Regions from separate parts of the Homo sapiens genome. Here region 2 is linked to region 1. A link is an interaction called in ENCODE POLR2A ChIA-PET data of the cell type or tissue named here. Cell type or tissue: Panc1. All regions are shown on one strand.

Evidence for each region. Peaks named below come from ENCODE experiments on the same cell type or tissue, not always from the same donor. Only the 100,000 strongest peaks of a DNase experiment are listed, where the experiment ranks them.
Region 2: POLR2A ChIA-PET joins it to region 1 with 5 read pairs; 3 of 35 experiments call an interaction of 5 or more read pairs at or near these places.

Annotation. Positions count from the first base shown.
Region 1 is chr15:44,081,575-44,084,074 of GRCh38, forward strand. The region is part of intron 1 of FRMD5 (FERM domain containing 5); the gene reads right to left. Among named protein-coding and RNA genes, the nearest start is that of FRMD5, 110 kb to the right of the region's middle. In Panc1, no CTCF peak of the experiment used is centred here; no DNase peak of the experiment used is centred here; H3K27ac peaks cover 1,589 bases.
Region 2 is chr15:44,185,719-44,188,218 of GRCh38, forward strand. All of the region lies in intron 1 of FRMD5 (FERM domain containing 5), which reads right to left. Among named protein-coding and RNA genes, the nearest start is that of FRMD5, 8.3 kb to the right of the region's middle. In Panc1, no CTCF peak of the experiment used is centred here; no DNase peak of the experiment used is centred here.

The DNA.
Region 1 (2,500 bases):
TTTACTGAGATCCTATGGGATTCTTTCTCTGTGCTTTGGAACTCAGAGGATTAATAAAAAGAATTATTAATATGTATTTAAAATTATTGTTCAAACTGATTTATATCCTCCTCAAATAAAATTCTGAACTGACATTTTGTCTGCATTTTGGGGCCATAAATGAATAGCTTACAAGGTAATTTAAAAATCTACCCATTTTGGCCATTTTTGTGGCTAATGTAAATTGCGACATAACCAGTGAAAGTTTCTAATAATGGAAATAGTGAAAATTAACAGGTCAGCTGTGCCACAATCTGGTCCATCTGCTACATATAGACAGCCTCAGAGGACAATGAAGAAGAAAAGTGAACCCAAAACGTCAACACCAATATCCTAAGGCCTTTCATGATCCAAGAAATGGCAATTGGCTGTGAAATTATTCTGAGACCTGCTTTTCCCAAAAATTCTTTCATTTTCTTGGTACTTTAGGGACAGTAGAACAATTTATTTTCAAAAATAAATTGAATTTTTTATTTTTATAAATACCAAAATTCTTATGACTGTTCAAAATTTCACACAAATTCTTTCTTGCTCACATTAACTCTACAAAACAAAGGTAAGGGTCCCCATACGCCACTAGCTCATATCGGAACACAGAGGGGAAAAGTTGAGTTTAAAGGTTGCAGCAAATCTCCTTCAAAAACACTCTATCTGCTAATCGAGAATAAGTCTGCACTGGCAAAACCAAACTAATATATTTTTAAATGTATTCTCAAATGACTTTTCTGGTGGTGAGATACTCTCCACCCCATATATTGAACTATGCTAGGTCAGCCAGTATTCTTGCTATGTGACAATCAGTCCTCCTCCCTGGAGAGACCAGGTGTTTGATTTCTGGTGATTTTGTCCATAATTGACAGCCAAATATGCTGTTTTGTACAAATTGCATTCAGTATTCTTTCATTTCTATTGAAGACTCCCTTGTTTTATATGCCAAGAAATTCTATGAGACAGGAAGTTCCTTTAAAATTTGTTTTAAAAAATCAGTTTCCACAAACAGTCTGAAGATATTTTTTTAACTCAGACATACATAATCATTTCCTAAAAGCATAGCTGAAGGTCATATTACACAGTGATGAGATGTCAAGGAAAGGAATACATACATTTCAATTTGCAAGCTCACAAATAAATGTTGGTACTTAGAGGAAAAAAATCACAGGCTTGGGAATGAAAGATAAGATATGAAACACTAGCTAATTGGCTAATTCACAAGGATAGCTTCTCCTTGGAACAAGCATAATTCCTATTATGATAAGCACTTTGCAGGTGTACTGAAGGAAGAAGAGATAAAGTTTGCCAATTAAGTCAGTGTTTTCCCAAGTGAATTCTGACTCCAACAATGGTACCAAAGGAGTGTGATGCAATTATGAACCTAAATTTCACAGGATTTTGTGCTGAAAATACTCTGTACGTGATTCACTGAAAGTGCTCATAATTCATGACAAGCTTCTCAAACACTTTCTGATTATATGCCTTAAAAGACAGATTAAAATGCCCTTCTTTTACCTTTGGACCTCAGTGGTCATATATAAATATCACAGGATATTTCATGTGATTTTTAGAAAGTGAAAAGAGAACTGGAAATATGCAAATATCCTACTCTCTTTGGTATGCTAGGAAGAAGATGAAGACATGTAATCTCACAGGACAAATCTATATGGTCCCATTTCTTCTAAATGCATCCACTAAAGCAAGAAAATTTATTTGATAAACTCCTCTTAAAATATTTAAAACAAGGATCAAGATTAGATTTCATTTTCTCATGCCAGTCTTGCATGGTTACTAATTGTAATATTTTAATGCTATGTGTTTAAATTTGGAGGACAGAATTGCTGTCCATTCATAGTCTGGAACAATTGTTTCTAACCTCTGTGATCCTGCTCAAGCTTCACTACTGGCTGATATACACCTAGCCGAGCTTCAACTGAACCCAGGATTTTTTCCCCCACTGCTTTTATTTCATTGTTCTTGAATGTCTTACTGCTTTTACTGTTATTGATGTTAGAAGTTACAATGCCTTGCTGTTTAATGCATTTGTTGTTTGTGTTAACCATTCAAGACGCTGAGATAAAAGTGGACTTGGAATAAAACGGGACACATGGGATCAAACTATGGAAATAATAAAACATTCAAAAACAATGATAAAAGCAAACAGAGAAAAGACATAAAGACATACACAGTTTAAAAGCCATTGTGTGTTAAATCAGTGGTTCATTCAGTTCAATATCTTCTTTCTGTCAGCAGCACCAGGGTAAGTTTTGTAGTAAAGCTTGTCATTTGTACTGTTTGATCTTATCCTCAAAAGGCTTGAAAGGTATCCTGAACATACCTACCTTTCATTAATAATACATTAAGGATGTGGTCATAACCTAGTCTTGGACCTGTCAGTTTTTCCATCCAGTAAATTATTTTTATCTTAATTATTAAAATGAATAATTCCATTATTTGTCTTAAAACAATA
Region 2 (2,500 bases), 100 kb after region 1:
GGAGGCAGAGGTTGCAATGAGCCGACATCATACCACTGAACTCCAGCTTGGGCGACAGAGTGAGACTCTTATCTTAAAAAAAAAAAAATGCTCTAGAGGCAAAAAATCTAAAAGAGGGCAGGCTAGATGCTTTCTCCATCTTAAATTACCTCTGGAAGTACATGAGATCCTTATGTGAATTCACTAATTCTGCTTTCTTGTGTTTTTTGTCTGTTTGTTTGTTTTGAGACAGAGTTTCTCTCTTGTTGCCCAGGCTGGAGTGCAATGGCGTGATTTCGGCTCACCCACAACCTTCGCCTCCCCAGTTCAAACGATTCTCCTGCCTCAGCCTCCAGAGTAGCTGGGATTACAGGCATGCGTCACCACACCCAGCTAATTTTTTATTTTTAGTAGAGACAGGGTTTCTCCACGTTGGTCAGGCTGGTCTCAAACTCCAGACCTCAGGGGATCCACCCACCTCGGCCTCCCAAAGTGCTGGGATTACAGGCGTGAGCCACCGCACCCGGCCTTTCTTGTGTTATGATCAATGTTCTTACCTGCTTGGTTCAAGTCTAACAAAACAAGAATCTTAGTGGCACCTCCTGCCTAGAGTATTTGGAATCCTTTGGAAATCCTGAAGCCAACTTTTCCACTCAGTATCCTCAAAATTAGACTGAGGCCCAGACTACAGGCCCTTGGGTTAAGTCAGGGTGTAGAGAAAAAAGGCTCTGCACCTGTCTGGAGGTGAAGGATAATTTGCCTGACTAAGGAGTGCCTGGATGGAGTACCAGACTATGAGGGTTCCTAATGATTTGGCTTTTTCCTGCTACAAGTTCACTGAAAGTGGCCAGACATTTGAGTGTGCCCTAGGGCATGCGGGTTTGATGTACCACTATTTATTTCAGGTCTTGGGCCTGTGGGCCTTTGCTAATTTTTCTGGCTCCCACAATACCACTTCACAGCAAGCCCCCTTAATCTCTCCAATAAAGTGGAGTGTCCGTATTGTCAGTCATCCCCTATTCATCAGTCTTTAGACTATCCCTTCTTTTTCTCCTTTTCCAGAGCAAAATAACCTATTAGCATTGGCATTCTGCCGAACACTGATTGCCCAAATGCCGAACAGTGCTTTCTTGGAGGTTCCCATCCCCAAAGCTCTAGCCTGGCATTGTGTTGAGTGCTAAAAGTACACCCTGTATAAGGCTGGGAACTTCGAAGCTGTCAGGGGTTCACTGGGGAATTCAGAGACGCAATCCTCGGTCCTCAAGAGAAGCTATTTTTGGTGGCCACTTAGGTTTGGGAACAGAGATGCTGAAATGTGCCTTTTAGGACTCCATGGGTCACATTTCTTAACTGTTAATGCACAATTGGGGCTGCACTGTATTCATCAAAGGATTTTCAAACATCGGCTAAATGTTACAATTTGATACCCTCTTTTTTGTCAGATGATTAAACTGATCCTGAAGAGAAGAGTCCTCTTGGAAATAAAATTCATATGTAGTTACTGCAGCCACAGAATGAAGATTGAAATCTGAATCCACCTTTTCTTGACATAATGCCATTGCTTTGTGAAGAATCTTAATTTGTGTTATACAATTTTAGAATTAGATTTAATTCAACACTAGCTTTATGCATTATTAGTTTAGATTGATTCCTCTCTGCATGTCAAGTATGATTGAAATTTACTGACAGGAATTTTCCCCAAGCAGATTTCTGTTGTTTGACTCAACTATACCAGAGTAAGTCAGATAAACATACTAAAGAAAAAAACTAAAGACTTTACATTTTTAACTTTTCCACTTAGAAGTAGTCTGCTGTTAACTCAGCCTCTAATGCTCTTTACGCATCCCCATGCCATTTTTGCTTTTGGCAATTTTTTTTTTTTTTTTAGGAGACAGCGTTTCCATCTGTAGCCCAGGCTGGAGTACAATGGCACAATCATAGCTCATTGTAACCTCAAACTCCTGGGCTTACAAAATCCTCCCACCTCAGCCCCCTCATGTAGCTAGGACTACAGGTATACACCAACATGCCAGCCTAAATTTTAAATTTTTTGTAGAGACAAGGTCTTGCTATGTTGCCCAGGATAGACTCAAACTCCTGGCCTCGAGGGATCCTCCTGCCTTGGTCCCCCAAAGCACTGAGATTATAGGCATAAACCACAGTGCCTGGCCCTGCTTTTGGCAATTTTTCATAACCTGGTTCAAATTTCATCTCCTTTGAAAAACAATTATTAATTTTGGAATCCCTCCCCATTTCCCAAACTCCAACCCAAATCTGCATTGCCACAACATATCCCCTTGTCTTAGCTCCAAATTCCATGATGCTTTATAGTTTGTTATTTACGTGTTTGCAATCCCTAAGTTGTAAGCCCTTCGACAACAGGGGCCTTGACTTTTCCTTTCCCCTAGTGCGTCAAGTTGTGAACAAAATTTATTTTTAAAAAATATACAAATATACAATAATCTACTGTTTTTAGGTCAGGAGAGACAAAAAATACTAACCAATAAATACAACAGCATCA